Linked DNA regions of Homo sapiens: region 2 is linked to region 1. Evidence: read pairs that join two places in POLR2A ChIA-PET (ENCODE). Cell type or tissue: PC-3. All regions are shown on one strand. Region 1 has its middle 20 kb from the start of LIMCH1-AS1. Region 2 overlaps LOC105374426 (a long non-coding RNA gene).

Region 1 (4,000 bases):
TCTACAGGATCTTCTCTTATCTGACGGGGAACGTGAACAGTGATTATCCACTTAGCCCAGATCCATTCTCTGATTTTTAAAAATGTGATTTGCTAACACATACCAGACTTCACATAGGGAGAAGGTAAGCCCACAGGTCCAGTAACAAGATTTGTGGTGTTAAATGCAATTGGGTCTCAAATTTTAAGCAGTTAAATGTCTTAATTTGTTCTTTTCTTCCCACCATAATATAATGAGGATAAACTTTGACACACAGCAGCTCTGCAAAGGGAAGATTTCTCCTTGTTCATTGTTTCTCAAATCAATCTTCTCTCCTGAAATTTGATTTTCGAAGTGCCTTACAGTCCTTAAGCCAGGTGGCTGCAATGAGTCCACTTGGAACATTCATAATCATCTGAAATAAAAGCACACTCTAGAAGCCAGATGCACTTAAGACAATCAAATGTGGTTAGTCACCAAGTAGAAATAACTCTTTTAACCTCTCTCTAACTGTGCCCTTTAGCCTACCGATTCTAGCACAGGTTGCCGAAGGGAATCACCTTGGTTTTGAAGTAAATAGTATGAATCTCTCTGGGTTAAGTACTTATGTGTCCTCTTATGCACAGCAATTCGTTTTTCTGATATTTTAGCCCAAATATTGTCAACTGAAGGCTTGTCTTGTGGCTGGGAGAAGGAAAACTATATTGTGTTTTCCAAAAGATCCATGAAAAGACTGCCTATAGAGGCTCTTTTCATCCAGGATTTAATATTTGAAAATTAAATATTATAGTATTTTTCATATCAGTTGGTCCCCCATCTCCAGGAAAGGTCAACTGAGGAAGTGATATAGTTTTTAAAAGTCAAAGAAATATAATACAATGTTAGATTTGTGGGGGGAACCATGAATTTGGATTTGACCACAATTGGCCACCTTTTGGTTTGTTTTTTTGTCTCTTAACAAAATTGTGCTGAGGCACAACTATTTCTCATTACTCAGTTAGCCCAAGGGGTAACTGGACTTAAATGTTTATGTAAGTCACATGTAAACTGAGAGGTGTTGACTTAAAAAGAGTTATCAAACTGCTTCCTCTTGTTTTTATTTCCTCCTAGATGGGAAAGTCAGGAGGTTGGTACTGGAGAACAATAAATAAGAAGAAAGGGTAAACGAATGCTATTAAATGTGGGAAAGTGTTACTAAGGAAAAACTACAAAACCAATGGAAACAATCTGAATGTGTGTCCCCTCCAAATCTCAGGTTGAAATATGATTGCCAGTGTTGGAATTGGGGTCCTGGTGGGAGGTGGTTAGATCATGGGGGCAGATCTCTCCTAAGTGGTTAAACACCATTTCCTTAGTGATACATGAGTCCTCGCTCAATTAGTTTGTGTGAGATCTGGTTGTTTAAGTGTCTGGGACCTCCCCCTCCCTCTTGCTCCCTCTCTGGCCACGTGACATGCTGGTTCCCTGTCGCCTACCGCCATGACTGGAAACTTCCTGAGGCCTTACCAGAAGCAGACACCAACACCAGGCTTCCTGTACAGCCTGCAGAACCATAAGCCAATTAAACCTCTTTTCTTTATAATTACCCAGCCTCAGATAACTCTTTATAGCAACATAAGAATGGCCTAACACACCAATTATATTCTCACATTGAAATAAACATAATAATATATATATATTGAAACCTCAAATCTAAGTACCACCCAGGATGGAATTAAAAGTATCTATGCTTATTTTAATGTGATTCTGTGGCAGAAACATAGCCTAATATTTCTGTCTCAATTGGGATACTTTCCATTGCAAGTGATGGAAAAACTGTCTGACATTGAATTCAGCAATAAGGAAATTTACAAGGTTTTATGAAACCATAGTGGTGTGAGTTCCAAAGGTGGTTAGTTTGGAGCTCAATAATGTCCTTGTGGACTCTGTTTCTTCCATCTTTTTATCTGCATCTGCTAGCTACAATGTGGGCTTCACCCTAAGGCTGGGCCCTTTAAAGTTACAGGATATCTGTCAGTACAGTTAGATCCATGTGCTTCCTCTTAATTATCCAGAAAAAAAAAAAGAATGCTTTCCTTAACTCTAACAAAAGTTCTGAGATTCCTGCTGATTGGAACATTGATTGGCTTAAACCTGGGTTACTTGAACCAATACTTATGGCAAGAGGGTGAGATTAATTTGCTGGATTACAGCAATCAGAGCCCAGCCCTGGAGCTGATGGAGGGGTTAATTCCATCTCAACAACTGCCATAGAATAAATGTTGGAAAGGCAACAGATTTACTGCTATAGATATTCTGGGAGAAAGGGAATTCAAGATTGCCTATCCTCGTGTTGTTTTTTATGACAGGCAGTAAATCATACAGTAGTAACTTTAGAGCTATTAGTAATCTCACTGTTTTTATTGAGCCCTTTTCTGACAGATACTAGAGAAGATGAGATTGTGAGGTTGTTCAATGGTCTCCTCATTCAGGTTACTCATACTTATCTTCTATGACTCACATAGATGTACGCTGATTGACATACCGGTTCAATTCAAAGCATCAAAAATAATTCTTAAATTCTATACAAGAGGATGAAGATCAATGATATTCAAACTGGGAACTACTGCAATTGTCTTACTAAGACTACCAAAATGGTTTATTAAATGGTTCACAAAAGCAAAAGATAGTTTCTTACCTTACTTTTTTTTTTTTTTTACAAAGATAAACTAAGAATTTAGATAAGGCTGATTTTTTCCTATTCAAAAGATTCTCAAAACAAAAAAATACAACGGCATATATTAAATACTCTCCTTTAAAAAAATGTTAAGTTCCGGGATACATGTGCAGAACGTGCAGGTTTGTTACATAGACAAAGGTGTGCCATTGTGGTTTGCTGCACCTATCAACCTGTCATCTAGGTTTTAAGCCCCACATGCATTAGGTATTTGTCCTAATGCTCTCCTTCCCCTTGCCCCCGACCCCTTGAGAGGCCCCAGTGTGTGTTGTTCCCCTCCTTGTGTTCATGTGTTCTCATTGTTCAGCTCCCACTTATAAGTGAGGACATGTGGTGTTTGGTTTTCTGTTCCCATGTTAGTTTGCTGAGGATTATGGCTTCTAGCTTCATCCATGTCCCTGCAAAGGACATGATCTCATTCCTTTTTTATGGCTGTATAGTATTCCATGGTGTATATGCACCACATTTTCTTTATCCAGAATACTCTTTTGATACACAAAACAAGATAATCCTTGAGACTAGAGTAGACTCTTGAGTCTAGAGAACCAGGGAGATCAGAATTCACGAGAGTTCCTTCACCACCTTTCTGAAATGTATTCTATTGTTTACTTCGTCTATTAGGGTAGACTGTCTGATGGCACTTTTTCAGTACTAACCCACTGGTAGTTGCCCGTTCTCTCAAATTCAGATTAAGGTGGATATGTGTTTTATAAAATGAGCTGAGGCCCACCAGCCCCATGGAAATATTTGCCCATGGTGCAGTGCCTGAGATTTTTGCATATGAGGTTTGACACTTTCCCTCCTGAGTGCTGAGGGAAGGTGAGAGAAAGAAAGTTAAATATGGAAACTACTTTTCTTCAATATTCTGTCTCTTGACTGCAATACAAGTCTTATTTGGGGGTATTATTATTCCATCACTGAAACCTAAGTGCTTGCACCATATTCTTGACAGTGTTCCTGATGAAAGCACTACTTTCCACTGGAAATTTCTTAGGAGAATTAGATCTTGAATAAAGAGGTCTAGTGAGTTTCAGCCATGTTTACTCTCAGCCATAGCTCCCTGGCCCTTAACTCACCTGATCCTCCACTTCCTGCTGTCATAGTTCCAGATGCAAGTCCCAACTGATTTTATTATTATTCTTAAATTTTTATCTTTGGAGACAGAGTCGTGCTCTGTTGCCCAGGCTAGAGTGTGATTTCGGCTCACTGCAACCTCTGCCTTCCGGGTTCACGCGATTCTCCTGCTTCAGCCTCCTGAATAGCTGGGGCTACAGGTGTGTGCCACCATGCCTGGCTAATTTTTTT
Region 2 (4,000 bases), 200 kb before region 1:
AAGAAAGCAGATGATGTGAAAGTATATCTAGGTCCCCAAGAGAGATGCAAATTACCAGCTGTATTCCCTCATGTCAGGAAAAAGAGGGTCCCATATATTTCTTGTCTAATACAAAATCGCAGAAGGCTGAAACACATTAACTAGAAAAGAGAATGCAATTTGGATTCAACTACCTGCTGTCATGAAAGGTAACAGTAGTTAATAATGTTTGCAATTCATGGGATGTTAGAGATAAAAGAGTCCTCAAATATCCTCCAGCAAAATCTCTCTCCTTTTACAAATGGACAAACTAAGGACAAGAGAAGAAAGATGAGTCAAGCCTTCAGTCTTATGCTGTGATCTGATGGTGAGCTATAAAATCACTGTCAAGAGAGCCCTTCCAACCACCTGTGCTCCTGGAATTCATGAGGGAAACACATTCCTAAAACAAAACTAGCAACATCAAGATATTACCAAATGCTAGGCCGGGCGCTGTGGCTCATGCCTGTAATCCCAGCAGTTTGGGAGGCCGAGGCGTGTGGATCATGAGGTCAGGAGATCGAGACCATGGCGAAACCCCGTCTCTACTGAAAATACAAAAATTAGCTGGGTGTGGTGGCGGGTGCCCATAGTCCCAGCTACTCGGGAGGCTGAGGCAGGAGAATGCCGTGAACCCGGGAGGCGGAGCTTGCAGTGAGCCGAGATCGCACCACTGCACTCCAGCCTGGGTGACAGAGCAAGACTCTGTCTCAAAAAAAAAAAAAAAAAAAAAAGAAATTACCAAATGCTCTTTTTCCACTCTTATTCTTCAATCTCCAGTAATTTAGCACTCTGTTAACTATATTATAATCTAAAAAGTTCAGGAATAAGCTGGGCACTGTGGTTCAAGCCTGTAGTCCCAGCACTTTGCAGATCACTTGAGCCAAGGAGTTCAAGACCAGCCTGGGCAACCTGATGAAAGCACGTCTCTACCAAAAAAAAAAAAAAAAAATTAGCCTGGTATGGTGGTGTGAGCCTGTAGTCGTAGCTACTCGGGAGGCTGAGGTGGGAGGATCACTTGAGCCCAGGAGCTGGAGGCTTCAGTGAGCCATGATTGCTCTACTGCACTGCAGCCTGGGCAAAAGAATGAGAGCCTGTCTCAAAAAAAAATCTACTGTAGGGGTGGCTGGCAAGATAGCCAAATAGGAAGAGCTTTGGCCTACACCTCCCAGCAGAAGGTAAGTGATTTCTGCATTTCCTTTTTTTTTTTTTTTTTTTTGAGATGGTGTTTCACTCTCGTTGCCCAGGCTGGAGTGCAGTGGTGTGATCTCGGCTCACTGCAACCTCTGCCTCCTAGGTTCAGGCAATTACCCTGCCTCAGCCTACCGAGTAGCTGGGATTACAGGCATGTGCCATCACGCCTGGCTAATTTTGTATTTTTAGGAGAGACGGGGTTTCACCATGTTGGCCGGCTAGTCTAGAACTCCTGACGTCAGGCCATCCACCCACATCATCCTCTCAAAATGTTGGGATTACAGGCATGAACCACCACACCTGGCCTGCATTTCCAGCTGAGGTACACAGCCCACCTCACTGGGACTGGTTACACAGTGGGTGCAGCCCACGGAGGGCAAGCTGAAGCAGGGTGGGGTGTCACCTCACCTGGGAAGTGCAAGGGGTCAGGGAACTCCTTCCCCTAGCCAAGGGAAGCCACGAGGGACTGTGCTGTGAGGAATGGTGCATTCCAGCCCAGATACTACACTTTTCCCATGGTCTTGGCAACCTGCAGACCAGGAGATTCCCTTGGGTGCCTATGCCACCAGGGCCCTGGGTTTCAAGCACAAAACTTGGAGACCATTTGGGCAGACACCGAGCTAGCTGCAGGAGTTTTTTTTTTTTTTTCGTACCTCAGTGGCACCTGGAATGCCAGCCAGACACAACCTTCACTCCCCAGGAAAGGGGGCTGAAGCCAGGGAGCCAAGTGGTCTAGCTCAGCAAATCTCACCACCATGGAGCCCAGAAAGCTGAGATCCACTGGCTTGAAATTCTCACTGCCAGCACAGGAGTCTGAAGTTGACCTGGGATGCTTGACCTTGGTTGGGGGAGGGGCATCCACCATTACTGAGGCATGAGTAGGTGGTTTTCCCCTCATAGTGTAAACAAAGCTGCTGGGAAGTTTGAACTGGGTGGAGCCCACTGCAGCTCGACAAAGCCTCTGTAGCTAGATTGCCTCTCCAGATTCCTCCTCTCTGGGCAGGGCATCTCTGAAAGAAAGGCAGCAGCCCCAGTCAGGGGCTTCTAGATAAAACTACCATCTCCCTGGGACAGAGCACCTGGGGGAAGGGGCTACTGCGGGCACAGCTTCAGCAGACTTAAATGTTCCTGCTTGCCAGCTCTGAAGAGAGCAGTGGATCTACCAAGCACAGTGCTCGAGCTCTGATAAGGGACAGACTGCCTCCTCAAGTGGGTCCCTGACCCCCGTGTCTCCTTATGGGGAGACACCTCCCAGCAGGGGTCAACAGACACCTCATACAGGAGAGCTCTGGCTGGCATCTGGCGGGTGACCCTCTGGGATGAAGTTTCCAGACAAGGAACAGGCAGCAATCTTTGCTGTTCTGCAGCATCCACTGTTGATACCCAGGCAAACAGGGTCTGGAGTGGACCTCCAGCAAACTCCAGCAGACCTGCAGCAGAGAGGCCTGACTGTTAGAAAGAAAACTAAAAAACAGAAAGGAATAGCATCAACATCAACAAAAAGGATGTCCACATAAAAACCCCATCCACAGGTCACTAACATCAAAGACCAAAGGTAGATAAATCCACGAAGATGAGGAAAAACCAGTGCAAAAAGGCTGAAAATTCCAAAAACCAGAACACCTCTTCCCTCCAAAGGATCACAACTTCTTGCCAGCAAGGGAACAAAACTGGACAGAGAATGAGTTTGACGAATTGACAGAAGAAAGTTTCAGCAGATGGGTAAAAAAAACTCCTGCAAGCTAAAGGAGCATGTTCTTTTTTTTTATTTTTTTATTTTTTATTTTATTTTATTATTATTATACTTTAAGTTTTAGGGTACATGTTCACAATGTGCCGGTTAGTTACATATGTATACATGTGCCATGCTGGTGTGCTGCACCCATTAACTCGTCATTTAGCATTAGGTATATCTCCTAATGCTATCCCTCCCCCCTCCCCCCACCCCAAAACAGTCCCCAGAGTGTGATGTTCCCCTTCCTGTGTCCATGTGTTCTCATTGTTCAATTCCCACCTGTGAGTGAGAACATGTGGTGTTTGGGTTTTTTGTCCTTGTGCTAGTTTACTGAGAATGATGATTTCCAATTTCATCCATGTCCCTACAAAGGACATGAACTCATCATTTTTCATGGCTGCATAGTATTCCATGGTGTATATGTGCCACATTTTCTTAATCCAGTCTATCATTGTTGGACATTTGGGTTGGTTCCAAGTCTTTGCTATTGTGAATAATGCTGCAATAAACATATGTGTGCATGTGTCTTTATAGCAGCATGATTTATAGTCCTTTGGGTATATACCCAGTAATGGGACGGCTGGGTCAAATGGTATTTCTAGTTCTAGATCCCTGAGGAATCGCCACACTGACTTCCACAATGGTTGAACTAGTTTACAGTCCCACCAACAGTGTAAAAGTGTTCCTATTTCTCCACATCCTCTCTAGCACCTGTTGTTTCCTGACTTTTTAATGATTACCATTCTAACTGGTGTGAGATGGTATCTCATTGCGGTTTTGATTTGCATTTCTCTGATGGCCAGTGACGGTGAGCATTTTTTCATGTGTTTTTTGGCTGCATAAATGTCTTCTTTTGAGAAGTGTCTGTTCATGTCCTTCGCCCACTTTTTGATGGGGTTGTTTGTTTTTTTCTTGTAAATTTGTTTGTGTTAATTGTAGATTCTGGATATTAGCCCTTTGTCAGATGAGTAGGTTGCAAAAATTTTCTCCCATGTTGTAGGTTGCCTGTTCACTCTGATGGTAGTTTCTTTTGCTGTGCAGAAGCTCTTCAGT

What was found. ChIA-PET counts read pairs that join two places held together with the same protein. Peaks named below come from ENCODE experiments on the same cell type or tissue, not always from the same donor. Only the 100,000 strongest peaks of a DNase experiment are listed, where the experiment ranks them.
Region 2: POLR2A ChIA-PET joins it to region 1 with 8 read pairs; 1 of 35 experiments calls an interaction of 5 or more read pairs at or near these places.

What each region holds. Positions count from the first base shown.
Region 1 is chr4:41,711,006-41,715,005 of GRCh38, reverse strand. No RefSeq gene overlaps it. Among named protein-coding and RNA genes, the nearest start is that of LIMCH1-AS1, 20 kb to the right of the region's middle. In PC-3, no CTCF peak of the experiment used is centred here; no DNase peak of the experiment used is centred here; H3K27ac peaks cover 759 bases.
Region 2 is chr4:41,907,417-41,911,416 of GRCh38, reverse strand. It overlaps LOC105374426 (a long non-coding RNA gene), which reads left to right. Exons shown (of 3, transcript NR_188374.1): 3 at 1-970. Among named protein-coding and RNA genes, the nearest start is that of TMEM33, 26 kb to the left of the region's middle. RefSeq lists an enhancer at 1,974-2,865. In PC-3, no CTCF peak of the experiment used is centred here; no DNase peak of the experiment used is centred here; H3K27ac peaks cover 868 bases.